Regions from separate parts of the Mus musculus genome. Here regions 2, 3, 4, 5, 6 and 7 are each linked to region 1. The links are chromatin loops, found by intact Hi-C in ENCODE. Cell type or tissue: heart. All regions are shown on one strand.

The links. A loop is a pair of places that touch in the nucleus more often than their neighbours do. Peaks named below come from ENCODE experiments on the same cell type or tissue, not always from the same donor. Only the 100,000 strongest peaks of a DNase experiment are listed, where the experiment ranks them.
Region 2: a loop joins it to region 1, with 5 times the contacts of the local background. A loop is called at or near these places in 13 of 42 quality-filtered maps.
Region 3: it touches region 1 in a loop (5-fold over the local background); 13 of 42 quality-filtered maps call a loop at or near these places.
Region 4: it touches region 1 in a loop (3-fold over the local background); 5 of 42 quality-filtered maps call a loop at or near these places.
Region 5: a loop joins it to region 1, with 4 times the contacts of the local background. A loop is called at or near these places in 14 of 42 quality-filtered maps.
Region 6: a loop joins it to region 1, with 2.6 times the contacts of the local background. A loop is called at or near these places in 4 of 42 quality-filtered maps.
Region 7: it touches region 1 in a loop (7-fold over the local background); 13 of 42 quality-filtered maps call a loop at or near these places.

What each region holds. Positions count from the first base shown.
Region 1 is chr11:12,357,237-12,361,236 of GRCm38, reverse strand. All of the region lies in intron 6 of Cobl (cordon-bleu WH2 repeat), which reads left to right. The region is part of intron 5 of Gm12002 (a long non-coding RNA gene); the gene reads right to left. Among named protein-coding and RNA genes, the nearest start is that of Gm30596, 25 kb to the left of the region's middle. In heart, a CTCF peak has its summit at 1,694; a DNase peak (open chromatin) is centred at 1,686; H3K27ac peaks cover 772 bases.
Region 2 is chr11:12,035,445-12,039,444 of GRCm38, reverse strand. It overlaps Grb10 (growth factor receptor bound protein 10), which reads left to right and starts at 2,025. Exons shown (of 17, transcript NM_010345.4): 1 at 2,025-2,253. In heart, CTCF peaks have their summits at 51 and 2,199; DNase peaks (open chromatin) are centred at 2,104 and 2,744; H3K4me3 peaks cover 3,498 bases; H3K27ac peaks cover 4,000 bases; H3K27me3 peaks cover 2,527 bases.
Region 3 is chr11:11,818,766-11,822,765 of GRCm38, reverse strand. Ddc (dopa decarboxylase) reads left to right here. Exons shown (of 15, transcript NM_001190448.1): 12 at 473-571; 13 at 3,374-3,475. Among named protein-coding and RNA genes, the nearest start is that of Fignl1, 12 kb to the right of the region's middle. In heart, no CTCF peak of the experiment used is centred here; DNase peaks (open chromatin) are centred at 1,825 and 2,255; H3K4me3 peaks cover 938 bases; H3K27ac peaks cover 3,753 bases.
Region 4 is chr11:12,289,525-12,293,524 of GRCm38, reverse strand. The region is part of intron 9 of Cobl (cordon-bleu WH2 repeat); the gene reads left to right. Among named protein-coding and RNA genes, the nearest start is that of Gm12002, 23 kb to the left of the region's middle. In heart, no CTCF peak of the experiment used is centred here; a DNase peak (open chromatin) is centred at 1,924; H3K27ac peaks cover 526 bases.
Region 5 is chr11:11,809,862-11,813,861 of GRCm38, reverse strand. No RefSeq gene overlaps it. Among named protein-coding and RNA genes, the nearest start is that of Fignl1, 2.9 kb to the right of the region's middle. In heart, a CTCF peak has its summit at 1,709 (motif pointing left); a DNase peak (open chromatin) is centred at 1,701; H3K4me3 peaks cover 433 bases; H3K27ac peaks cover 2,675 bases.
Region 6 is chr11:11,973,019-11,977,018 of GRCm38, reverse strand. The region is part of intron 2 of Grb10 (growth factor receptor bound protein 10); the gene reads left to right. Among named protein-coding and RNA genes, the nearest start is that of Grb10, 62 kb to the left of the region's middle. In heart, CTCF peaks have their summits at 1,925 (motif pointing right) and 3,428 (motif pointing right); a DNase peak (open chromatin) is centred at 3,478; H3K27ac peaks cover 495 bases.
Region 7 is chr11:12,023,803-12,027,802 of GRCm38, reverse strand. The region is part of intron 1 of Grb10 (growth factor receptor bound protein 10); the gene reads left to right. Among named protein-coding and RNA genes, the nearest start is that of Grb10, 12 kb to the left of the region's middle. In heart, a CTCF peak has its summit at 1,944 (motif pointing left); a DNase peak (open chromatin) is centred at 1,832; H3K4me3 peaks cover 1,435 bases; H3K27me3 peaks cover 2,908 bases.

The sequences.
Region 1 (4,000 bases):
CAGTGGGGGACTGAGAGGTTAAACAGCCACCATTCAGTATGATTGAGGACTGCAGACTTGTGAGGGAAGAAAAAGATGATTACCTATTGATATGGAGTAATCTCTGGGATATGTGATTTCTATTAGAAAAGTCCATGGGTAGTTGTAATGTAAAAACAAATAATGTAAAACAAAGTCTGAAAATGAAGCTTTGATCTGCTAGGTGAGCCACTCATTTTGGAAACAATGGAAGCCTAGGAGCAGATGGCCCAGCTTGACCTAGCCTAGTTGTATGATCTCTTTTAATCTTCCAATCACAGACACAGAAACCCTACTTCCAGAGGTGGATGATTGATCAAATCTGCTGGACTTGTTGAGTCCATTTGTGCATTTCTTAAGAACACTGTGCTACCATTTCTTGTCACTTTGCTGTTGTCCCCTGCAGGCAAGTACACCCTTAACTGACCAGAGGGCAGGATCCAATTGCATCAGCCATTGGGGTCACAGGAGTCCTCATAATGTTGTATGCTCTCTATTTTGAAGGACTGAAGGCAGCTGTCCCCCTCCTAGTTATACTGTGGACTGTGTTGACTGCCAGTATGTAGATCCAGTGATAAGCTGCAAATGATCCATCTCTTGATACCTAATATTTCTAGGCCCTGTGAAGGGCTGTGTATTGCTTTACAAGCTGTGTGGCAATGGCTTTGTGAGTCTTGGGTACTCCTCTCCCATCGGGCTGCTTTGAGTCTTTGCAGGGCTCAGCTAGCACCCCTCACAGGAAGCCTTATGAAATGGTGAACACAGTGGAGCCTTATCAGAGAGGCTGCAGATATTTTTGACTGCTTTTTCTTAAAAAGCTTTAAGTAGTTTATTATGTCTATGAAACAAACAAAAAACAGTATGAATGTAGATGGTCTGCGTAACCCTCTTCTCAGGCAAATTCAGTTTCTGTAAACTGAAGTTTACTTTGTTCCAAGATTTAGCTTCATTTGTCATTTGTATCTCATAAAATATACTTAGTACCTTTCTAATCACTTCAAATACTTTTCTTGAAATCCCACACTTTCCAGGAAGATACTCTTTCTATGCCCACCCAGGGGAATGTACTTCAGAGAACTTGTCATTAGTAAAGGAACCCTGAGCAAGGAACAGACCTTGTCTAGAGTTAGCCATGAGATATAATCTACCTTTAACAGTCCCCATCATTTGCTTAAAAATAATTTCTACAAATGCACCAATCTAAAATTCATTAAGAGCCTCATTGATACTATAGTCTTGCTACCATGCAGCCAAAAGCTTTTTGATGCATGTATCAAAGAATCAATGATCAAAACATAAATAATATTGAAATTAGAGACAGTTTATTCATGTGCTTTGTTCAGTTCATGGGACAAACTGTGATAACATGGCATTGTCTCCCCTGTGTGGGCAGAGCCTCCTGCAGTGTTTGGCAGTGGGTTCTATATTCAACACTTGCTTTAGTCTCTACCCTCAGGCCCTGATTTTGTTGATGCCAGACATTTATGACTCCAGAAAATATCAAGGAAGCCCATGAACCCAGGACAACTTAGAAACAGTTATTAGAAATACCATCTTAAAGAAATTGTGTCAGATTTCCCATGCATTCCAGCCCGTCTTCCTTCCCAGCTGCCACTGGTCTCTGGGTAAGACAATGAACTCCCAGAGGTTGCCAGAAGTGTGTGTGTAGAGCTGACTCCACCACATGGTGTCAGTGTTCCCACAAGTACAAGGAGTCAGGCGTGTCCTAGCCTGGAAAAGCTCAAGATGTTTCTGGAACATTCACAAATTGCTAATAAGAAAATATACCCTGAAGGCTGAGCCCTGTGCTTGTAGAGTAGAACTAACTTTTGTTAGAAATCAATTTTGTATAGACTGTATCTCTATATTATTTATTCAAAATTATAAAATGAATAGCAGATGGAAATTTTAAAAATATATTTTTATTTATTCTTTGAGAATGTCATACAGTAAATTTTATCATATCCAGCCCACTTCCCAACTCTAACTCTGCCAAGACCACAACGCCCTCTATTGCTCTGAACTTAATCTCCCTCCCCACTTTGTCTTTTTACCCAGAGTCCAATTTGTGCCTCTAATATGTGGATGAGCAGACTGGGAATCCCATCAAATGCTTCCAGTCACCAAGGTTTCTTGTCACTTTGAGCCTTTCTTAGTGGTAGAGTCACTGACACACAAACAGATTGGCAGCTTTCATTTCTTTCCTCCTTCATTTAACATCATATGCTTAAAATTTTTTTGCCCTGTTTTCATAGCAACATAGTGAGAAGGCTGGATGTGTTTCCATAAAAGGAAGTCGGGCATCCAGCTCAGTGGAAAGCCCTTGCCTAGCATACCAGACCCTGGGGTCCATCTGCAGTGCAGCCAGGGAATGAATGACTCTGGGCAGTGTCTGTTGGCAGCTGGACTCTGACCTCATAGTGCTGTCTTTCCCTGTGTTGGGTGGATTCAAAATCACCGCCACCCAAAGTCTTTAGGGGAAGAACGTGATGCTGAGGAGGGGGACACGGTGCAGGCTCTCAGCCATTTCTTGATGAAGCTCATGTATCTGTCACTCCTTGCTGTTGACTCATGCAGTCCACCATTGTCTCCAAAACTGGTTTCCCTTGGAAGATTTTTGTTTGTTTTGTTTTTTAATGGAGCTAGCAGAAGAATTAGTGAATCAGTGCATCTGGGAATGTTATGGCTTTCAGAAGACTGTTACTACATTGATTCCCAGAAGGGCATGCCCCTGCCAGAAACAAACGCCATACCCCTGTGAAGCTGTGCAGCTTTGCATTTCTTTTCCCACGACTTAGTTGTGAAACACTTATACACTAGAGGTATATAGACCTCGATACACATTTGAGAGGAATTATCAAATATTTATTCTCTGTACTTGTGAAAAGTGGTAATCAAAGTGTTCACATTAGGCTGATGAGATGACTCAGCATGCAAAGTATGAGGACCTGGGTTCAATTCCTGGGACCCACATGGCAGAAGACAAGTGACTGCACAAGTTGTTCTCTGCCTGACCTCAATATGTGCCCCCCATGAAATAACAAACGGGAAAATCATATTAGAAATAAAATAATCATACTATGCCCCTCCTCAGGCCAGTGTGGAAGCCACTACAGAGACATTTATGTTTAAAGCTTCAGCGAATTCTCCTCCCAAAGTATTTGCAGTGAGAGCTCAGATTAGTTCCCCTTATCCAAAATACTTGGCAGAAGAAATATCTGCAGTATTTGTGTTTGGTTTTCTAGCTGATAGTCCTTAATTTAAAAGTTCAAAATCTGAGAGGCTTCACAGTGGGAAACATAAGCATCCTGTCAGCACCCAAAACATCTGGAATGCCAGAGTTCGCTAGGTTTCTAATTGTCCAATTAGAGATGTGTTTATCAGCATGTGTTACTGAAGTAACATAGCTTAAGACAGGGAGATTACAAAGATGGCTTGGGGTGGGTAAAGTGTTTGCCACACAAGCATGACTGGGTTCAGACTTGCCAGCACCCACTCATGTTTAAGTTTGGCAATGTGTGCCTGTAATCCCAACACTGGGAGGGAGGCAGAAACAGGAGAATCCCAGCGACTCTTAAAAGTAAAGAGTGGAGAGCAATAGAGCTCTACCATTCACATGTGGTCTCTGCATGCACACCCACACATGTGCACATGCATGTTAAAGTCAGAAAAGTAAGACAATCTGGGATGCATGTTAGCCTGTCCTTTTATGTATGTGATCTTGTGTTCCATCTCCATAAATACTCTTTGTCTCTGTTGCTCTCTCTGTCTCTGCCCCTCCCTTTCTCTCTTCCCTCCCTCTCTCCCTTTTCCCCCTTCCCTCCTCCTCTTCCATTTAAAAAGTAGAAAGGTTTATCTTAGGTCACATTTTGAAGATTTCAGTTCATAGTTGATTAGCCTGTTGCTTTTGGGCTTATATAAGGTAGCTGCTCATAGGAAAAATGTTTCAGAGACTACTCATCTCTTGGTGGCCAGGAATCCA
Region 2 (4,000 bases), 320 kb after region 1:
TCTCCAGGCTCATTTATACACTGCTACCCTTACAATGTGTGAGTCTGTAATACCTCTGCTGGGGAATGTGTGGGCAGGGGGCGCTGGGAGTCTGGATATGAGATGGAAGTAGTGTAATCTGCTCACAGAACTGGCCAGGGCCTCCCTCGACACTGGAGCTAACTGTAACCCTAAGGCTACAGCAAGAATAAGGCAAAAACCTTTGTTCAGAACGCTGCTATATGGGTCTACAGGGATCCAGGAAATTTGGGGGTGAAGGCCTGTCCAGGGCTTTGACATCAAGAAAATACTTGACATTTATCTCCATACCATTCTAGTTAGTAGTAATGCCTGAGAAACACAGATTAAACTTTCCACCTAGATCACTGGACTGGTCTTGTAAGAAAAAGCAATGCTCTAAATTATCAGATAAACTGAGGGGGAAAAAAAGTTTAAACCTAGATTAAATACACGTTTTGTACCAATATAAATCTGTGGATTTGAAAGGTATGTGGTTGTTATATAAGAAAACATCTCCATGTTTGGAAAGGCAACATCAATATGTAGAGGGCTGAAGGGTCCACACTGTTTGGAACTTACCAACAAATCGATTCAGGGGGGAAAAGTATTGCGAAAGTATGTAGAAACTTTCAAACCTCTGTAAAAGTTCCCTGACCCGACAGGCTTTGTGTCCGGTGCAGTATGGATCGTTGGTGAGACCCTGCAGGAAAACTGTAAAGTTTGAAGCCAATCAACTTGGGAAAAGTTAGCCCAGTTTTCTCTGCTTCGGTTCGCTTTTGAGTCCTTTGTCTACAAAAGACTTCTTGTGTTCCTTTCCCCGGGAATCTAAGACTTATTCACATCCTTTTCTCTGGATTTTCACCTTGTAGGTTTCTGAGTCTTGGACCAACGGCCAGAAATAAGAGTGAGTGTTCAGTTATAGGAAAGGAAAAACTTTTCATTGATTACATCAATCTGAGGTCGGAAAAACCACTGTTAAAAGCAAGAGGTACCGAGCCGTGCTCAAAAAGAGCGTCGGACAATGCACACAGCACAGCTTTCAAATCTTTGCCTTGCTGTGAGCCCACTCCCAGCTTCTCGACTTTCTAGAAGTTACTTTTAAGAAGTTACTTTTTAGGCTCAGTCTCTCTACTTTCTACAGTTGTTCTAGGAACAAACCTCAGAGGCCTGAGTGAGGGAGAAGAAGGAGAATTCACAAATGTTTCACACCACGTGTCTTCTCAACTACGGTGATTTACGGTCAGGGCTGCTTTTACAAAGCCGAAACTCAAGAAAAAGGTGTAATTATTGGTAGCCTATCTGTACTAGAAAAGCGACACAACATTAAGAATTATTTCGAAGGGGCCGATCAAATTAGCCCGTTGCCTTTTCGTGGGTCACTTTAGAAACCGGGCACGGCCCGTCTGGGCTTTACTTTCACGAGGGCCCCACTTCAGAGGTAAAGGACACGAGGCTTGCTCGGCTGCCTCAAGAAAACAATGAAGGGCCTCTCAGGCTTCCCTCCTTCGGCTACTCACACGCAGCTGGCGAAACTGAGGCTGAGAAAGGTGAGGCTCGGACCCGACCCGCCGTGAGCAAGCCCGAGTTTCCTTGTCCGGGCCCGGGGCTGCCCACGACGGTGTCGGGCGGCCGCAGCCCAGGAAGAGTTTGAACTGTGCGGTTGGGGAGTACTTTCTGAGTTTCGAACAATTCCCTTCCGAATGGCCCTCGGGACAGGTCCGGTCGGTCTTCCGCCGGCGCGGCCGCGCACCGGGGCGGTGGCGTGGCGCCGGGGGTCCCGCGCGCTGCAAGCATGGTGGGCGCGCTCCCGCCCGGGCGGGAGAGCATCGTGCCACGCCAACCCCGCGAGCCCGCGCCCCCCGCGCCACGCCCTGCGCCCAGGCCGCGGCTCCTCCCGCGCTGGCGGCCGCCGAGCGGTCCGGGCGGCGGCGGGAGGAGGAGCAGGAAAAGCGGCCGGGGGAGGAGGAGGCGGAGGCGGCGGCGGAGGCGGGGAGGGCGGGCGGGGCCCGGAGAGTTTAAAGCCCATCGAGGGGGTGGGGTGCGGGGAGGCGGCAGGAAGGGAAGGGCGCTGCGACCAGTGGCGGGCGGGATTCGCGTTCCGAGACCCACGGGAGCACGAAGTTTCCGCGCACCGTCTCACGCACGGCGACTGGGACCGTCCAGTGTCCGGCTTTGCCTTCGGTTTTTCTCCGTTGTGACTCGTGCAACGTGTGGCCAGCGGCCACGCGGAGGCGACGAGGAGCTGCACGTCAGGTAGGAGTTGGGCGGGGAGCCGCGGCAAGTTACTTTTGTGGTCCGCGCCTCGCGGGGCCCGGCGGCCGGGCGGCTCCCCGCGCCGTCATTGTCTGCGCTCGGGGCCGCCCGCGATCGGGACGCGGGGCCCCGCGAGGCGCGGCGGGCGGAAGGGCGTCGCCTTGGGGGGTCTGGGGGGCTGCGGCGCCCCGGGCCCCCGGCGGGGCGGCACGGGATGGCGGGACGGGGCGGCGGGCGCGCGGCTGCGGCGCCCCGCAACGCTCTCCCCTGCGCTCCAGCCCACGGGGGGAGGCGCGGGGCCCCGAGCGGCACATTCTTGAGCCGTCTTGTCCGACGGCGACGGCTCGGGGGGCTCGGGCGGGGGCTGCGGTCACGGCCGCGCTTTCAGGGGCCACCGCCCTGGAGGAGGGTGGGCGCCCGGGGGTCACCGGAGAAGCGGGTGCTCCCGCTGCGCCCCGGGCCTCGGCGCGCGCGCCAGGCGGACCGGGCAGCGGTGCCAGACACTCCCAAGTCCCAAGCGAGCGCGGCCCGGACCGCGGCCCGAGGTTCCGTACCCCCCCACACACACTCCCCAACCCCCACCCCTTTCTTTCTTCGGGTCTGTTAGTGGCCCCGCTACCCGTCGCTGGGGCCTAACACCAAGTTTGAGGGCTCACGAACTAGCAGCCCGCCAGCGGTGGAAACGTGATAAGAGCGGTACCGTTTGCAGAAGGAAATTTCTGATGCAACTCTCTGCCTTTGCTGATTGCCTCTCCAAACGCCTGCCTGGCGAGGGCCTGCGGCATGTGCGTTATGGAAATTAGGGTATTCTTCACTTTGGAAAAAAAAATGTATTTGTCTTTTCTTGGCGTTGGAAGAAACCCCGCGAACTTCTTTTCATTTGCTTTGACCGAAAAGTAGGAGAGCCACAGGTGATTTTTACAAGGCTCTAGTCCTTTAGGATGTTTTTGAAAAACTCTTTTTTTGTAACTGTTTCATTCAAGAGATGCAAAGAATAAGTCCAAAACAAGTAGCATTAGTGAGTAAATATGTGTTATTGCACAACTTTCCCTTTGCGGCTGTTTAAAAGGCCAGGCCCAGAAGACTTTGTTTCAGAAAATGCTGATTCAGCCATTTGGAGCCCCTGAGTTTCAGAAATGGTGCTCAATTTAACGTTTCGCCCTGCTTTACCAGAACTCCAGTCATTAAAATTCCCCCCCCCACCCCCCGCACCCCTGCGGGCACACACTAAGGCTAATATTTTAGTGAGGTTCCTATTTTACAGAAGTGGACCTCGAGTTCTGGATTTCTGCAGCTGAGGGAATTGTGTAAGGCAAAGGATGAAGGAGTCTGAGAGTATTTCACCAAGAGTGCTGCGGTCAAATGTGCTCCCAGGAATGAGTCTTGCCTACCAAATTTTGATCTTAAAAAAAAAATCAAAACTTTAAGATTAGTGAACATACTTTTTTTGAGTTTTACTGGGAACCTTTGAAAGACTGGCACGGGCCAGTCGCCACATTACAGGGAGGGAATTTGAGGACAGACGGAGTTGCAGCCCAGCAGGCATTGCCGTAACTGAGAAGTGTAGCCACTGATCCTTAGGTAGCATTTCGCAGTTTACAAGGCACTTTCAAAAGCCCTGTTGCTTTTTATCCACTTTGTGGTCCCCACGGTCCCCATTTCACAGGTCTGGAAACCAAGGCTCAGGATGTTAACTGGTATGCCCTGGGCCGTACCAGCTAACAAAGGACAAAGCTCGGGGGAGACC
Region 3 (4,000 bases), 540 kb after region 1:
AGGGGTCACTCCCCAGAGGTCAGTGAGACAAAGGCGCTGATACTGTTTCAGAGTGCAGCTTCAGTGCATCCAGGCAGAGAAAGGCAGACACACAAGGAGTTCAGCACCCTCTCTCTGCCTGGATGACCTCCTGCCCCCTCGGAAGCTGCCTAGGGCAGGACCACATCATTCCTATTTCTTCCTGGAGTGCCTCCTCTGGGGTGTACTCAGCAGACATTTGTGCGTTGAAAATGGTAAACTTCAGTGCCTCTCGTTCAGTGTTTCTTCTGTCCTCATCTCCACAGGATGTGAAGGCAGCTTCTCCCTCTCTTCTCCCCAGCTCACACAACAAGTTGTACGCCTTCCCGGCTGGGAAACGGCCATTCTATAGGAAACTGGCTGCTTCCAGAAGAAACCGGCTGACTGGGAAGCTGAAAAGGAGCCTGGCTGTTTGCACTGTTCTCACTGACGGGTTCTTTATATTTTATTTCAGCACTGGCAGATCCCACTGGGGCGACGATTTCGCTCTTTGAAAATGTGGTTTGTTTTTAGAATGTACGGAGTCAAGGGGCTGCAGGCTTACATCCGAAAGGTGACTGCCTTCTTTGTTTATCTAATGTTCTAACGGTCGGTCGTAGGAAACTCAGAAACGAATTCAGGTGTCTTTGTAAGCAAACACCATCATGCATTGCCTAACAACAGGGATAAGCTCTGAAAAGTACATCATGAGGCCCTTTCATAAACATGAGGGCATCAGAATTTTCATATACAAGCAGAGACAGACAATTTCCTAGAAGGGACAGGCCTTTGGGGACAGAGGAATGGATGTGATAAGTTATTCTCCCCCAGTGAAACGAGTCAATTCAAACCAGGTTTGAATAAAGGCAGGTTTCTTGGGAAGCAGCTCTGGGGCGAGTTCACTGGTCCCAAGGAACGAGGCGCCACGAGGAGCGAGACAGAGGGGAGGGGGAAGAGAAAGCGAGAAAGAGCATGCGCGTTCAGGGAGAGAGAATGCAGAGAGGGGGGAGTGAGGGGGAGCGAGAGGCCAAAATGTCTGGATTACATAGGAAAGAGCTTCTGGGGGAGGGGAGGGGAGGGGAGGGGAGGGGAGGCCCAGCCCGGGGCTGGAAAGTTCAGGCTGGAAAGAGAGTGAGAGCAGCCATGATCTGCTGTTGTCTGAAAGAGCGTTTTTTTTTTTTTTTTTTTTTTTTTTTTCCTTAAGCACAGCGTTGGAATCAGGCAGTAGTTTGGGCCTTTACGATTAAGGCACTCACAAACTGGTTCTATGTATCTTCTAAGACACTTTCATTAGAATATAGGTTATCAGCTCCAGGAAGTTAATTAAAAGCAGTGTGTAAATTTAATGTTTTCCACGTATCCATCCAGCAGTAATTTTGACGGAGCAATACTAGTAATGAGAGCATAATGTTTTTCTCCCCCACTACCGCCAAACAAAATGAAATAAAACAAGCAAGCAAACGAACAACAGCAGCAACAACAACCCAAACCTCCCAAACTAAGAAAACCTTTGAGTTGGTTGGGATAGATACCATCTAGTCCTTTTGTCTCAAGGAGGCTTTCTGGGCAGTATGGAACTTCGGTTCCAATAAGCCACCCAGTCACTATGATGTGCCTTAAAGTAGCTTGAGGAGCCGCTTATTATTCTAAGTCCTACTACCCTACTTTTTTTGTTTGTTTGTTTGTTTCCAGGCTAAGCCCTGAGTATGAGCCAGGACATGTCTACCCATTTAGTCAGATGCAGAGGGCCCAGTGACTTCAGCTGAGTCCTTTCTAAGCCACAACATCATCTTGATGAGGCAAGCATGCCTGTGGTTTCCAGCCTGTGGTGGTGACAGCTTTCCCCTTAAGTCCCACTGCATTACCAGATGTGCAGCTAAAGGCAGGGGCTGAGTGTCTCGGGCCCTCTTCTATGACAGGATGCAGAAAAGCAGTTGTTAGAAGAGTACCCGTGTCTCTTCTAAACTGGCATCTGTCCAGGTCACAAAACTGTTGTAAGGAAATGTATGCAAACATTGAGCAGTGTAAGAAGCTACACAGGGGAAAGAACTAGAAACCTAGAGTGTGTGTAGATTTCTAGATAGTCCCTGATCCAATTGCAAACGGGATAAGGAGGGTGAGTCAACTTGTGTGTAATAAGAAAGAAACCCCAAGTGGTTTATCAGTCAAAGGTGGTGATGACTCTCAGTTCAGGACAGCTCACTGCGATTAGCTTGTGCCAGGTTAAAGACACACCACACCTCTTTCTGGAAAGGCCCCAATCCAGCCTTCACAGGAGACCATAGGAATGGTCAAAGATGGCGTTCCTAGGCTTGAGCTAATTGAAGAGCATTTTAGTCCTGAATCTTTGGTGCCCTCTGGTGGGAAGACTTGAGACAATTGCTTCTGTGGCATCTATGACCAAACAAGCTGTGTGTGCTTCAGCTCCTCTAAAGGATGGGCCTTGTGGAAGGTAGTGCTGGATGCCAGGAGGCTCCAATTAGCTAAGTGTGCCCTTGGAGAGTGAGCAAATGTTCATATGTGGTTTTAATCAGTTTTTGAATTCTTTAAACATCTAGAGATTAAATAAGTTGGTGTATTCAATGCGATCACATAGCGTTTTCTTTTTCCTTTTAATTATTTTATTATTTTGGAGCTAGGGTCTCAGTATGTAGCCTTGGTTGGCCTGGGGCTCAGTATGTCGATCAGGTTGGCCTCAGGCTCAGTATGTCGATCAGGTTGGCCTGGGGCTCAGTATGTCGATCAGGTTGGCCTCAGGCTCATAGAATCTTCCAGGTGCTGTGATTACAGGCACACACCATCACACCAGAGGGGACACAGCTCTTGAATGTGGCAGGTTAGGGTGATTCCTGTCTGTAAGTTGGAATCAGGCTGGGATCACTATCCCATTTACTGCAGAAGTGATACCCCAGTGTACACATCAGATGCAGCTGATGTGAATCTCAGCTGAGCCCAGGTATGACTGAGGCCTACGCTATGACACTTGTTCTTGCAGGGTCTCAGTTTCCTATCTACAAATTAATAAAGCTATCATGAGGAGGTCAAGGTGGCCTTTTTTTCTTTTAGAATCTTCAACTACTTCTTTATAATGTTTATTATAAAATTATAAACGGAAGGGGGTTAAAACATAGATCCATGGACAGAAGAAAATGAGGTTTTTTTTTTTTTTTTTTTTTTTTGAGGAAGCTGGAATCCTTGTGGTATAGGGCAGATGAGTTTCTTCTCAACCTATGTGGGAAATGCTGGTGAGGATGCAGGACATTGCTCAGCGCATGTGAATGACTAATAGATGTGCAGCCCTATAAGGTACTGGGTGGCCAGGGTTAGGCTAAAGTTGTGATGAGAAAGACAGCAAGTTTCCCTTCCCTTTTTCCAGCACGTGGAGCTGTCTCATGAGTTTGAGTCACTGGTACGCCAGGACCCTCGCTTTGAAATTTGCACAGAAGTCATTCTTGGGTTGGTCTGCTTCCGGCTAAAGGTATGTTATGCCAGTGTCAGCCATCTTTGTTTTTGTTGAACACAATAAAGTATTATTCAGGACATCCACAAGCAAAGTTGTGTACCAGTTGCCAAGGGCTACAGAACATGACCTGTGGTGCTAAGCAGGCCGCGCTGGCTGGCTGACTGGCCCAGTAGACTCTCCTCCATGGACTTGCTGCCCAGTTTCCTCTGATGTGATTGGATGCTTTCCTCTTGACCCAATGCCAAGAGTCCATCCAATACCTCTGGAACTGTAATCCTCTGCTGAGTTGCCTGTGGCCTCAGTAACCAGGTCACCTGTGGACACACAACATCAGCACATCTGGGAACCGGGTTGATAAACAAACCCCACTGTCCTAGTCATCTGGCTATATATACCTCCACAAGATTCCTGTGCAGAGCGGGTACCTGAGTTCTGTGTTCTCCTTGGGAGGGAAGCCTGCCCAGATCGGCACGGGAGTAAGCTATCTTTGCAGAGACTTACACAACCATGTTACTCAAAAGGCCCTGCTCATCACTGTCT
Region 4 (4,000 bases), 68 kb after region 1:
TACCTCATTAGTCGCAATGCCTAAACAACAAGCAAACTTCAAACATTTCACTGAAAACCAAGGCCTAACTAGTGCAAGTGTGAGGCTCAGGAAGCCTCTTTGGAATGAGGTCATCTTTCTCTTCATTGGCTGGATGGAGTCAGTACTTGCTGACGGAGTGGTCCCCTTTACATCGTCACTTCTATGTATATTCCAATTTTAAGACACTCAAGTAACGTCTAGCCTTTTGTCTTCTTCTTCTTCTTAAGGAAATAGTTCCTTTTATCATAATGCACGAAGCTGCATAACCATCAGAAGACAGTGTCTGCCAATAATCTCCAGTAAAGAACAGAAGAAAGGAAAGAGGAAAAGGACACAGAAAGAGGAAGAGCTTTCAGGATTATGAACATTGGATAGTTGTAAATTGAGTGAAAGGAGAAATGTGAGAGAAAAATAACCCAAACCTGAGTCCAGATGGAAGAATTGATGTGCACCACACATTCTTCTTGGGCCTGGAATAGACTAGAATTCAAGAACTCCTGCATCTTCTGGTGGGATATAGGAGGAAGTGGCCTAGGAGAAGGTAAAATATCCCCTGCCTCACACAAAGCTGAAAACAGGAGAAGGTCAAGCTGACTCCACCAGAGTGCGTGGCAGGGATACATATACACGCACATGCACATGCACACACACACATGCACGCACATGCACACACGGTGTGATTATAATTACATGGCCTTGCTGCTCAATAATGTTTCCTGTGTAAAAGTTTGGTTTAACTCAGAATGCTATTCCCTGCTGGAGCATATGAGAAGCCTTCCACACAGACCTATGTCCCTCCAGGCAAACTGAGCAGCAGGTGCCCCTCTGCTCAAAATGGAAGCCTTCTGGTCTCCTTGACCCTGACATTCATATTGGCACCTAGGACTCTTGGAGGTGCTGCCTTTCCACTTAGAGAATTAAAGGGAGAGTAATTGTGTCTTACAGTCAGGCTCCTCGCTGTCTGACCAGAGGTGGACAGAGGTGTAAAATTAAGTATATGCTATTAATAGAAGCTTCTGTTTGCGCAGGAGAATGGGTGGTTCTTGGTAGCAATAAAGAGCCTTTGTTTTCATGGCCAGTTTCTCTTTTTGCTATGTGCTGCCTGAACTCTGAAGCACCTCATTGACAGCCTCTCTTTCCAACATTTTTTTTCTTCTCCTCAGTTTTTTTTTTAAATAAGCAAACTTAATTTATGCCACAGTGTCTCAAACGTTTCTTTCTGTGATTCATAGCCATTTTTACTCTGCAAATATGCATATTTTGTGGACAAATAACACATTATTCACATATCTATATATACCACTGTATGTCAGTGTTATATATAAATCCAGTTAGGATTCTAGCAAAACATAGTTTCTAGTGACACTGTAAGTTAAATGAGAGGTAAAACACCATTCTAGGAGTTAACTAGGAGATTATTGAATTGTAGTTGTTGAAATTAATGTCCCTTATAATGAAGTTGCCTTGATCTAGGGAGAAGGAAAACTGGATAGGGCATGTATTCCATGTAGTCATCTAGATATATATATATATATATATATATATGAAAATGCAGATGTGTAAATATGCACACAAGAAGGTGACCTCTGTCCCCCTATCCGTTTCCAGAGGAAATGTGAGACTATTCTTAGTGTTGTTTTCTCCTGTCAGGGAGCCATAAATGTGTTGCTCATACATTTGTTAACCGTCCTCTTTGCTATCCTAACCCCACCTGACAGCCAACTGACAGGGCCAGCTTCAACCAGTCTCCTTCTGGGGAGTTGGCAGCGTGGGTGCCAGGGCAGAATCTTTCCAGGCTCCAGTGAGAAGTAATGCCCACCAACCCACATTCTTTGCAAGCTTGGTGGTCCCTAAGGGGCTGGTTTATTTAAGGCATCTTTGGAAAACAAGTGGTTTTGGCTGCATAAATACAACCACCAGGGGGAGCTCTGGTTATCCTGTTAGTGTACTGCTCTGCAGAATGGAAACAAAGATACAAAACATAAACCCCAGGGCTTTGCTTTTGTGCCGGTCACACAGAACAAGCAGGCTCGGTGACTACAGTCTTAAAGCTGGTCCCTCTCTAGTCGCACAAAGAATGAAATAAAGCCAAAAGAATCAACCGATTTGCCTGAAATCACACAGTTATGGGAAGGCCTGTACTCAGCTTAGTAGATTCTCCATCTGCTGCTGCTGAGGTGACTAGTATGTGGTCACATTATGACTGTGAGCTTATGTGTGTGTGTGTGTGTGTGTGTGTGTGTGTGTGCTACTATATCTTTGTATCATTTATACATATACACATGCATAATTTAGAAACACACTGATGCACACTGTAAACATATGTGGAGGCATACACAACACATATGAGTATCCATGTCATATACATTCATTGCCATGCATTCATCACTGTTGTGGGCACACTATGTCCATATGTACATTCGTAACACGTATACATTCATGCATGCAGACATAAGTGCACCGTGTGTGTGCACATCTCAGTGTATAAGCTGGCACAGTATATGATATTATTACCTTGTGCCTGCCAGTTTGCCTCACTCAAGATATTCATGAGTCTATGTTTGGCTTTGTAAGAAGAACTGTGAATCTGTCCATTTAGTTTTCCCAGGAATCGTTGTTGGCCTCTTTTATTGTCTGTCTTAGGTAACTATGACCAGATACCTAAGAAAACACCACTTAATGGAGGGAGAGTTTCTTTTGGAGCACATTTTGAGGTATCAGGGCATGTTAGCAGGAGCATGAGGCACTGGTCACGTTGCATCTTAGTTAAGAAGCAAAGAGTGAACAAGAGGTCGAGCCAGCTATGAAACATGAAGGCTCCACCCCTGATGACCAACATCCTCCAGCAAGGCTCTACCTCCTAAAGTTCCATAACCTTTAAAAGAAGCACTACCATTTGGAGAAAATGTATTGAAATGCATGGACATATGGAATACATTGTATATCAAACCACCATGATTCCTAATTTGCCACAAGAAGGAGGTCTGAAAATTGAGGAGAGCATGATCAAACCATCATTAAAATGGAGAGTTACCTATCTTTGGACAGGTCAGAATCTCATGCTATCATATTAATATGTTCCGGCTTCCTCCTTTATCATTAACTTTATACTTATTTCTGCATCCATTGGATGTTTGAAGCCTGTGGAGCACGTGACAACTAGAAGGTGGTACATAGTGGGTCTGCAAGAAGGACTCAGCTGGAGACGGACAGGGTTTTGTACTCCATGGATTCACTACTCATAGGGTAAAGGCATGAGGTAAAAAAAAAAGCTACTGGGGGCCCCCATTTTTATAGGTTAATTCTTCAATCTTTATCAGAGCCCTAACAAGTCAGAGCTATTGTTAACATCCTCAGTTTACAAATAAGAAAACTTTGGCACAGAGTAACTTGTCTGAGGCCAAAGACAAGTTCATCCCTATGCCTAGACTTGTTCCTTGCCAGTCATGTCCCACGCACTTAGCTTGTATTCTATTTCCTGCCTTCATTATGCCTGCCAGTGTATGGGCCGGTGTTGTGCATTGTCTCTGGCTTCCCCTTTTTACCTCTGAAAACTGCCCATATACCAACAAAAGGAGAACGCAGAGGATGGCAGCCCTTACCATTTGAGGTATACAGCCAGTGGTCTGGTCATATTTGAAGCTCATGGACTGGGTCCACAGCCACCAGTTGATATGTGTGTTAAAACTCTATCCAACAGCAAGTGCAGAGATTTAGCCAAATCACCATGCTTACATACTTCCCAGACATGGACAGTTCTCAAGACTAGACTTAGACTCTTCTCCTCAGCCACACCATACAAGAGTCCCCTGCCTTGCTGGGGCTGTTATTACATATCAGCAGCTCAAACAAGCCATGCCCTCTCTGCCAGCTCTGAAGGTTAAAAGTCTGTGATCGTGATGTCAATAGGTTAGTTCTTTCCAATGCTCGCTCATTGTTTGGCTCATGGATGACATTTCCTCCACTGCCTGCATAGGTC
Region 5 (4,000 bases), 550 kb after region 1:
TTTTTTGTAGATTTATTTTTAATTGTGTGTGTATATGTGTGTGCGTGTGTGCATGTTGCACAAGGAGGCCAGAAGAGGCCATTCTATCCTCTAGAGCTACAGTTATAGGCAATTATAACCCTTCTAATTGTGGGTGCTAAAAACCAAGTGGGTTTTCTACAAGACCAGTGTGCACTCTTAGCTACTTAGCCATCTCCGCAGTCCCAGCATAAGTGTATTTTGGTCCTTTGGAGACTTTAGAATTGTCAACGGCATTCACATGAGGTCCTTGTGTTACTAACAGGTATGGTCGTTTATATGGAGTATCCACTTGATAGGATCTAGAATCGTCGAGGAGACATGCCTCCAGGGAATTTCTAATTTAGGTTGCATATGGCCACACTCTGAGAGATTATATTGATTATGTTACTTGAGGTGGTGAAAATCAGCCCCCCGGTGGCATCTTCCCTTGGGCTTGGATCCTAGACTGCATAAATGGGAGGTAGGGGTTATCTAAACGTTCTGAATCTTTAGGGAATAGAGTCTAAGATCTCAGCTTATGTTCAAACCCAGGAAGGGTACAGTCTTGTCTAACTACGGCTCATTTTTAGTGCATCCACTGTCTTATTAGAGTTTCTAGTGCTATGATAAAACACCACGATCAAAAGCAACTAGAGAAGGAAAGGGTTGATTTGGCTCCCACTTCCACATCACAGCCCATCAATGAAAGAAGTCAAGGAAGTACTCAAGGCAGGACCTGATGAAGAGGGCATGGGGTAATGTTGTTTTACTCAGTTTGCTTTCTTACAGTAATGAGGCCACATCAGTCCAGGGGTGGCACTGCCTATAGTGAGGCCAGTCTTCCCATATAAATCTTCAATCAAGAAAATGTCCCACAGGTCAATCTAGTGAGAGCATTTTCCTCTTCCCAAATGACTCTAGCTTTGTGTCAAGTTGCTAGCAGCACATCCCATCTTCTTGGCCTTTCTTCAACATGGTGCTCAGACACCAAAACACCCAGCCCTAGAAACAGGAAGAAGCGCTTCCTCCCAGTTAACAAAATCATACACCCGCACTTACTCTATGCCAGGTGCTGCTATCCACATTTAAAAATAGCAACTCAATACCTATTTAAAAAATTCCATAGCTGGGCGTGGTGGCGCACGCCTTTAATCCCAGCACTCGGGAGGCAGAGGCAGGCGGATTTCTGAGTTCGAGGCCAGCCTGGTCTACAAAGTGAGTTCCAGGACAGCCAGGGCTATACAGAGAAACCCTGTCTCGAAAAACAAAAAACAAACAAACAAAAAAAAAAAAAAAAAAAAAAGGAAAAATTCTATGAGGTAAGCTGCATGGCAGTGGGGGGTGGGGGGTGGGGGTTGGGATTTGGTGCTTATGGGACAAGATCCATTTATCTTCCTGGGTAAACCTTGCCTTTGATCCCAACTATACATTATTCAGATAGAAGTCAGTATTCCAAAGCCAGGCAGGCATAGTGCTTTAGTGCTTTACTGCTTCCAGTGCTTAGAAGCCAGAGGCAGGTGGGCAGATCTCTTGAGTTCAAGGCCACCTTGACCTATAAAGCGAGTTCCAGGACAGTCAAGGCTACACACAGAAACCTTGTCTTGAAAAATCAAAACCAACCAAACAAAAGCGAATTGAGAATGCCGGGACGCGTAGCAAGTGCATTTAAATCTGTGCCTACTGCAGTTGCTCACTGGAGCACAGTGACCTCTGGTGGCAGTGATGCGTGATGCTAGACCTCAGGTTTTCACTGATTCCAGGCACTTCAACCTGGAGCTGAGAAAGCCCTAGACTTATCTGGACACAGCAGACAGCCAACAAAAGGCTTATCCTGGAACATCTCTTGTTTAGAACGTAGCAGAGAAAAGGCTTCCTGGAACTGGAGATCCAAGTCAGGCTGACTGAATACGAGTCAGCACACAGAAAAGGCCGAGATAGAAGGACCTGGGAAAGGGATATAGGACAAGACCCCAAGGCAAGGCAGGATTGAACTTTTAACATTGATTGAATCCAATCAATGGCATAAACTCAAAAATGGTATTACTGGTATTCTACTCAGAAAGTTCACATTTGAGGAAACATGGTACTTACCCAATAGCATTTTGGCCTAATGATTGCTGTATTAATTTTTTTAAATGAATAATATAAATTCCCAAATATTAATAGTGTTTACTTCTTTGGTATCAAAATCTGTTTCTTGAGCACTTCTCTCTGTGTGCCATAACCTACCCTTGTAAAAAGTAATGGGAAAAACAATACAAAATTACTAGCAAAGTAAGTTGCTTGCATAAACTGGTAATATTTGAAAAGGTCTTTTTAAAGAAACTTGTGTTGTTCCCCAAAGCAGACATGCAATAAACAGTCACAAGAAGAATTATGGCATGACCCCATAGCCTGTTCAAACTAGAAGCAGAAGAGTCCACACATGGACCAGTTTTTCCTAAACACAGCAAATTCACAGCAGCCAGAGGCCAAACTACCTCAGCTTGACTAAGTCTGCTCTAACCTCACAAGAGAAATGAGCTGAAGTGAGCTGAATCAACCTGTCAGCTCCTTTCCGACAGGCTCGGCTCCCTGCGTTACGAAGCTCACCCTTCTGTTCCTGCCCAGTACCGGCTCTTGTTCTGTTTTGTAGAGTGAAGGTTGCCCCGTTCGGGAATATAAAGGCTAACGAGAACTTTGTCAGACTTGTTAAAATTCTGCCTCTGGTCGTAGGGGAGAGCACCGTCTAATGAAAACTTTTCATTAGGACTGTATGTTCCATTCATGTTAGACTGTATATCCGAGGAATGGCTGGCTACATCTCCAATCTTCACGGGTCCTCTTTCACCAAGGCATGTTTGAAGTGGATTTCAGGATCCAACTGTACTCGGGGAATCTCAGAAAAAGAGACAGATTTAATTTTGTCCCATCTTCTTTCCTATCTCTACAACAGCCCACTTCTCACATTGCTTACAAACATAGTTTTTTTTTTTCTTCCCTGAGACAGGGTTTCCCTGGCTGTCCTGGAACTCACTTTGTAGACCTCTGGCCTCGAACTCAGAAATCTGCCTGCCTCTGCCTCCCGAGTGCTGGGATTAAAGGCGTGTGCCACCATGCCCGGCCAAACACAGTTTTATAAACACTTATTATTGTGTGTTTGTGGGGAAAGGACATGTGCCTAGAAGTCAAAGGACAACTGTGTGGAGTTGTTTTGAATCCTTCCACTTTTTCGTGGGTTCTGGAAGCCACACTAAGGCCACCAAGGTTGCACAGGAAATAAATACCTTTACCTGAGACATCTTGCTAGCTTACAAACACAATTTTTCTGGCAGAGGATGCATATTATTTGGGATCATTTTATTTTCTCTGATCAAAACAAATTAGCCAGCTGAACTGTAACAAGCATTGTCTGAGATTATGGTTATAAACTCATAAATACATAAACAAGAAGAAGCTCTCCCACCAAGGACCAGTTCTGTCTGCTTAGGTGGCAATTTCTTTCTTGCAGGTCCAATAACTTCTGACCATGAAAATAGAGTCTATCAAAAGCAGTTTGTGTTCTCGGTCAGCAAGTTTACTACTTGCATAGCTTAAGCCTTAAACTCTTCCACAGTAGACACTGGGTTGTGAGCCTAACAAAGCCAATTTAAAAAAGACGGACGCCAGAGAATAATGTTGCTTTTTGCAGGATTCCTGGTCTTATAAAAAAATAATTAAAACAAAACAAAACCCAGACTCAGTAGGAAACCGAAAGGCAATTTTGAATTTAGGGGAAAAATAAGACAAGCTAGACATGTTGGCAGCCTCTGGAGGAGGCAGACGGATAAGGGGAAAAGAGACCATGCTTTTGGAGTTAAAGGTCAGAAAGGCAGGCAGGCTCAACAATGCAGGCCTGGGAATGGCTGCATGGGTAAGGAAGGTCTTCAGCCTGATTAAAAATGCCCAGAGCCGTAGAGCAAGCAGGGTTAGGAGTGTTGGTCAGTATTTGAAGGAGATAGGATGAATAAAAGAAAAGTAC
Region 6 (4,000 bases), 380 kb after region 1:
TTCCTTCATTACCTTAAATTGATTTTCTCAAGGATTCCCTGTGACATTTCTCCCTGGCTGCACTGGTATCAGCACTGTTCACCTGAGGCCATTCTGAAGTCTGACTTGCATGAGTCCAGACCTATGATAGCCATCATGAGCAACATCCATGCCTGTCTTGCCTCAATCTCCTCAGATGAGGCATGTTTGAGAGGGGAATGCTGGGCAAGTTGAGAAAAAAAATAGGGAAGTGGCTCTAAATTGGGGATAAAGAGACTCTTAGGGTTTTGCTCCACACAAGGATCAAGTGCACAGGGGCTAGGATCAAGAACCCAGAACAAGTGGGCCCTGGGTGGTGAGTGAGCAGCTCTGAGAGAGGAAGGTAACATAAGGCTAGAGCAGGGTTCTGTCTTTGAAGTCTGAGCATGGAACATTGCTTAATTCTAGCAGAGGCCTGCCTAAATAAAGCAATAAGACTGGGACCTTAATTGCCCATGTTTGAAGGTATCTTAAAGTCTTAAGTTTAAAATTGCTTTTTTATTGTTTTTTTTTTAATGTAGGAACTGTTAGAGCCATGTGTGGTTGTACATGCCTATATTCCAAAGACTTGGAAACTGAAATAGATAGCCAGAGCATGTCTCAAAAAAACAAAGCAAAAGTAGTCATATTGGTGTGTAGCCATTACCCAGGTCTAGCCACAGAACTCTTCTCCAGGTGCAACTCTAAACCCATAAATGCCAGCCCTTATCCTCTCCCCCTAGACTCTGGCCACCTCAAACCCTCCCTTCTCTTTCTTTCTAGATATGTGTAGTCTTTTTCATTTGTACACATATATTTCAAGATCCCTAAAAGCTATAGATGCTTGTGTTTCAAGTACAAAATGGTGTTGGGTTTGCTTATAAAATAGGAACACTTTATATATGTTACTACTTGATTATTTATAACACCTAATTCTATAGAACTATAGGCTATAGGCTATACTGCATTGCTTTAGAAGGATGGCAAAAATCATCTGCAGATATTTAATGTACGTGTATAGATTTTTCCCCCAAATGTTTTTGCTCTGTGGTTACTTGAATCCATGGACATATGAAATCTTAAAGGAAACTAATAGTACCTTCATTTATTTTTTTAACATCTTTCACTTAGTTATTAAATATGCTTAATAATAAAATATTAGTGAATTAGTGCTTCCCTTTGTAACATTTCTCACATGTTTAATTGATTGATTTCTGCCCCCTCAGATTGGAGTGTGAACAATGACAGTTGTTCAATACCAACAACTGTTTTTTATAGTGAAGTATTGTTCCCTAGGTCATTGTTTTTAGCTTCAAGTGTACTTTAAAAGAGTGTTGATAATCATTTCTGTCTTTAAGCCTTTTTACCAATTGCCACAAAATGACCAATCAGAAAACAAACAAAGTAGCATATATACTGATTTGTAACTGAGTTTTTAAAAGACTTTACAAAAACAGAAGGTGCTTAAAGAAGAAGATCCTCTTATTAGGATGACAAAAGGTAACATGTTCAGTTAACAAAGTGCTGTCACCAATTCTGGTCACACACTTAATCAGAAAGACCAAATACGTGCTGTGTGTCTGTATCTGACTCAAGTCCAGGAAAACGGCAGCAAAAACATGGTCCAAAATTAAGTACCAGAAATTTCTCAGGTAGACATGCTTTTTAATTCTTCCTTCCCTGTCATTAAGTCACATAGACACACAAGCTTGCCTATAGCTCTTCATTTCCCAAGAGATGTACAGCCAGGGCAAACAAGGAAGGTGGTGAGTGTTCCTGGGGGGCGTGGAGGGGGGCTTACTGTGAAGATTGGGCCACCACAATGGATACATCACATGCATAATGCAAATGTCTTTAAGACAAAATAATGTAGCGAAGAAAACCCAGAACCACCGTTAAGCTCCAGTTCACGTAGAAAAGACACTAGATGGTGCTATGAACCAAGAAGTGTGTTATTTGCTAAGGTACTAAGGTACGCACGCCCGCATGCCCGGGCGGGGAGAGCCTCCTCTGCTTGTACCTCTCCCCTCTCCGTACCCTTTCCAGATCAGCACACCTCACTTGACTTGGGGGAGATATTTGCCAGTCATGGCTTATGAGCCAAATAAGAATTTATTTAACTAAATTTATATGTATTTCCAATATTTCCAAACAGAACTAGCCTTGAGTTTGTTAATGACAGTGAAGCAAGAAGAGATGTGAATTTTAGATCAGATGACCTCAAATATTTGGGGCAAAGTCCATGCCCAGTTGCAACTTGGCTCTTTATGGAAGGGAGACAGCTACTAAGAGTTTTATTTGGCAGCCATGTTTGTTCAGGAAACACATTCTTACAAATTCATTGGAGGTGAAATTGCCTTTATGAAGCCATTTTTCTTTTCTTTCCTAGCATTCTTTCTGAAGAGGTACCCTTGTGGAACTTGTTTCATCAGAGCATATCAGTCTGTCTCCTTCTTCCACTTCTGTTCACTGGAAGAAAGCCTTTTCCAAATGGTTTATGATAGCTCTGCTCAGGTTCACGGGAGTACAAAACAGTTTAGCAGTTAGCCACACGGGTAGAAAAGACACACAAGGTCCTCACTGAGAAAAATATAAGCTTGTAGAACATTTACAAGAACTGAAAGTGAGGCTGGTAAGATAGGTCAGCGGGGAAAGACACCTCCAAGCTTGACAACCTGAGTTTAATCCCAGACCCACATTGTAATTAGAAGGAGAAAATCAACCTAGACGTTGTCCTCTATCCAGCACCCAACTGCTGTGATTCATGCCTTGCCATAAGTAAATATTATAATTTTCTAAAAAAAAATCTAATATAATTTTATTATATCTAACTCCAGTACTTAAAAAATAAAATTAGTGTAGACCCTTAAGAATCAGCTGTTTAAACATAATTTAGAAGATTTCATTTTTAGTCTACATTTGAATTTTAGGAACTTCAAGTAAAGTCTTATCAGTAATTGTAAAAAAAAAAAAAATCCGAACATATAACTTAGTAATTGTCCTCATAGGACATATTAAAGTTGGTTTTTGAGTAAACCATTGTAGAACTTTGAGGCTTTACTTTCATTTTGACAGCTCTGAAAAGCTTAAAGATTTGGAGGATCTGAGCATAGCAGCTATATTTGATTAGTGAAGACCGTAACCTGGTAATTGGATGTTCTCAGATTAGCCTGGTATCCTTTCAAAGACCACCCAGTACAGTATATTCAGATGAAGAAATTACCCACTCCAGAGGAGAGGACAGCAATCTGAACGTGTTGTCTCTTCTAGAATCTACCTGCTTTATATGAATAATATTTGAATAGTATCAGAATTGCTTTGGCTTTGGCTTTACTACAGAGAACCAACCCAGGAATTTACCTGTTCCCCAAAAAAGAAATAGGACAGGAGACACCAGGGACTGCCACCAGGGGTCGGCACAGCCAAAGACTACAGCAAGCCCAGGGAAAAATAGCCATGAATGATAATCTGCCAGCACGAACCAAGCCATTTCATTTTCTCAGAGGCTGGGAGCGCTGTCGGACCAGGAACTGTGTTGCCAGTGGGTTTCTCTAGGAATAGAGCAGTAGAAATAGGGAGGGCTCGGTGTCTTACAAGGCTCTTTTCTGTCTAAACGCTTAGGAAGTAGCTCTGCATGGAGCAAAACTTGGTTCTTTTAGTCAGTGAATGGACCTCTCTCTCTCTCTCTCACACACACACACACTCTTTAGTATAGTGAACTTTGCGTTTCACCCTGTGTTGCTTCCAAAATGATCTGTCATCATAGAAATGCTTACTTTTGAGTAGAAGCATGGGTAATTCTTAATGGTTCATTGTTAACAAAATAATTGTTTGGGGGACAAAATAATTTAAATATGTTAATTAACCCTGAATGTAGATGTGTCAGGCACAGATTCTGGAACTGTCCTGTCAGTGCCAGACTTATGAACTCTAATGTAACTTCTGTTCCCACTGAGGTCTTCTCCTTAGCCATCCTCTGGTTCCCTCCTTTCATAAGTGAACT
Region 7 (4,000 bases), 330 kb after region 1:
CTTTGGTGCTCTGTATTTGTGGATTCTGGATCCACTAATTGAGTTAACACTGAGTCAAAAATATTCAGAAAAATTGCTTTTCTCTTGACCATGCTCAGACTTTTTCATGTCATTATGTAGAAATAATATACTATAACAAGTATTTGTAAGCATTTATATTGTGTAAGACATTATAAATCTAGGGATGTCTAAGGATGGTTTAAAGTACATGGGGAAGATGCTCATAGGCTGTATGTAAAAAAAAAAATCTATCTTATAGAGACTTGAGCATCTGTAGATTTTGATACCTGTAGGGTTCTAGAACCAATCTCCCAAGGATACTAACAAGCAGTGTGTGTGTGTGTGTGTGTGTGTGTGTGTGTGTGTGTGTAAAACCACAAGTATCTCCTATCCTCTTAAATGCTTATATGTTGCTTCCTTTGTTGCAGCTGTCTGTATGTCTGTCTGTCTGCCTGTGTGTATGTGTAAGAGAGACAGAGCTAGTGCATAGCAGATGCTTGCTATAGAGTATTATTTTGTTAGCTAATTCTATATATGGCACCACACTTTCTCACTGAGATAGAATGGTGGGTGTTTGTTGGCTTCCAAAAGGAGCCTTTCCTTTCTGATGTTCCTGCTTTGACATTTTGGGGGAAGGGTTTGAGATGAAAATGATTCTGGATCCTGAGGTTCTCTAGCCATGGTCACTCAGAGCTCCCCTCCTCTCGCAGGTGAAGAAAATGGTGTTTCTGGTGTAATTCACCACCCATTCCTGAGCTCTGTATGTGGTTTAACCAGTGGACATGGTGGACTTTTGGCATCATGAGAGCTGCAGGCGCCGTTCCTGTTCTTGCCCATCAGAGCGAAGGGGGAAGTGGGGGAGGGGAGGACGAGAAGCTAGGAGCAAGAGGTTCTTCAGGGTTGCCATGAGAACCAGGGATCCGGGGATTGGGCAGCAGAGGGCCCCCGCTGGGCCTCGGGGCGTGGCTGCGTCACATGGGTTTGGTCCTAGGGTTCCTGTAGTGCGCAAGGACCAGCCGCGTCCCTCGTCCTCCCGGTCGTCAGGGGTGCCCAGTCAATTCCCTGGAAGCTGAGAAGAGCCGTAGAGGACCAGGGACCAGCTCAGCAGGACAGGCTTCCCAGCACTTGGGCTATAATGGGGGTGGGTCCAGACGGGCATTTTTTTAGGTGGAGGGGGGTTGGCCCCCTTGCTGGGATGGCTATTCGGGAGGCTGTGTTGCTTCGCTTAGCGTGTTGGCCCGTGTCGGCGCGTGTCTGCCTATGTCTGTGCGTGTGGGCGCCTGTCAGCCGTGTTGGCGCGTGCCGGCGCGTTCCGGAGCATGCCGGCGCGTGCCGGGCTCGCGTTGGCGCGTGCCAGGCTCGCGTTGGCGCGTGCCGGGCTCGCGTTGGCGCGTGTCGGGCTCGCGTTGGCGCGTGCCGGCGCGTGCCGATTTGTCCTGGAGCGTGCCGGCGCGTGCCGGTTTCTGGAAGCGCGTGCTGGTTTGTAGGCGCGTGCCAGCGCGTGCAGGCCTGTGTTGGCGCGTGCCGGCTTATGTTGGCGCGTGCCGGCCTGCCGCGATCATTCGTCTCTGAGCGGCACGGCCCTGTCGGTTCGTTTAGGAGCTAGTTCGCTGTGCCGGTTTGTGTTGGCGCCTGTGGGCCAGTGTTGGCGCATGTAACACGTATGTTGGCGCGTGTTGCCGCGTGTTGGCCCGTGTTGCTGCGTGTCAGCGCATGTTGCCGCATGTCGGTGCGTGCCTGCTGGGCCTCCGCGCTCCTCTAGGCTCCAGAGCCCTTTTTCTGAGCCGTAGGCCCTTAGCTGGGGCGGAGCCTTGGCGAACCCCAGCGAGCCGCGGGGCCGAGCGCTGTCCATGAGGAGCGCTGTCCACGCGCTGGGTGCTGCCGGGTTCGGGAGCTGTCCACTGGCCCCGGTAGCGCGCACGCAGCGACCCCGTGTGGCGAAGTCTGTGCTAGCCGGCTCTCCAGGTACGCAGGTGGGCTCCGCCATCCTCAACATTCCGGGGGACTCGGGGTAAGAGAAGACATGCTGAAGTCATGGTGGTCGTTTGGAAAGGGTTCACCTCCCGAAATCTGCAATGGTCCAAGTGGTGGGCAGCTCCTGCGAGCTCGCGAGCACGAATGGCCTCGGGCTCGGCACGCTGTTGCGCGGCTGGCTGTCGGCTCGCTTGCTTGCCGGCGCTCGCTTGTCGGCTCGCCTCCCGGCTCGCCTACAGTCCGGGATCGCGCGAGCCTGGGTGGACCGTAGCCGTAGGATAGAATTATGTAACCATTTTTAATCTCGATTTTTAAGATATTATGTAACAAGTAGTAACTGTACCCACGTAGACCTGAAAATTTGGAACGTGGAGACGTAGCGTCTGCTCTCAGCCAAGTGGTAGACAGCGGTTGTGCGAACCAGCTTGGGCTGTAAGCAGACATGGGCATCTGGGGTAACTGAACCTTTTTTCTCCTTAGAAATAGGATACTAAGGTTGGCCTGGTCATCTTTTAAACCTCACTGGAGAATAGTCTAGTATAGGAGCCTCGGATAAATGCACATTGGCACTGTAAATCTTTATTCATAAAACCTTTTATTTCAATGAAAGAAAATGTCAATTAATTAAAATTGGATGACAGAAAGCTTGTCGTCATTTCTATGTTTTTGATTGAGCTCAACAAATTGTCCACATGACCATAGCCGCTATTCCTTCCCCATTGACGTAGATCTTCAGAGAAGCAGTCAGATCACCTGTTTACATTTTGACTGCCCTTCTCATCAGCTGCCATTTTCCTGTTGATGGCAGGAGCCACGGCCAGTGTATTGATAAGAGGCCTGGACAGAGCATTCACCCAGGCAGCTGCTGGCTGGGGACATTGCTGTCTGTATTAGCAAATAGTTTCATTTCTGGACCAGTGAGTAAAAAGTGAGTGTTTTTCATTTTTGTTCTGTCTGAATTTGGAATGTAGTGAATGACTGCAGGGATTTTGACCTGTTGGTAGCCAGGGCCTTCAGCCTCGGCCTTCATTTTCTGCATGTCCCTGTTTTTTGTTTTTTGTTTTTTGTTTTTTGTTTTTTGTTTTTGTTTGTTTTGGGTTTTTGTCTTGGTTTTTTTTTTTGGAGGGGGGGGTTGTTTTGTTTTGTTTTTTTGCGTTTGGTGGTGTTGGCTGGGGTGGAATACTTGGTAATGGTCCTGTGCGTTACCTTTTAGCCCCTCATATCCATCAGATGGGGTGAGGATGGGGGAGATGATGGGCTGGGGTGAGGATGGGGAGGTGATGGGCTGGGGTGAGGATGGGGAGGTGATGGGCTGGGGTGAGGATGGGGAGGTGATGGGCTGGGGTGAGGATGGGGAGATGATGAGCTGGGGTGAGGATGGGGAGGTGATGGGCTGGGATGAGGATGGGGAGGAGATGGGCTGGGGTGAGGATGGGGAGGTGATGGGCTGGGATGAGGATGGGGAGGTGATGGGCTGGGGTTGGGATGACTGAGATTTTCCTTTTCATCAGTCCTGAGAAGCAAGACTTCCCATTTAAGTGACACTTCCCATTTAGGGTTTCACACAACTATGCACTTAATTGTGGGGATAGGTATGAGGTCCCCATGTAGACTTACAACTGAATTCCTGTTGTGCTTCTTGCCACTCCCCATGTCTGGACTAGAAATCAGGGATTATAGCTCCTGCCTAGCAGTATTAAGAATTGCGTACTAACGGTTAGAAGAAGGCAGCAGATGGAGTTAATGGCAATTTCACTACCAGTCTGAAGGGGGTAGGAGTAGTGCCAGATTGGTAGAATTAAAATGTGAGTTATTTTTGTTCTTAAACCCTCTCCTAAGGATTTCCATCACCGGTTACACTTCTCAGTGTCATGTAATTACCACCCAGAACTGAGCTTTGGAAATTTCAGAGAACAGTGCATCTTTTGAATTTTAGAATTAGGTGACATTTGGGCGACAGTCTGAATTCACTGACTTTCAACCTTTGTGGTCCCACAAAAACCAGACAGTTCCATACTTATGACGT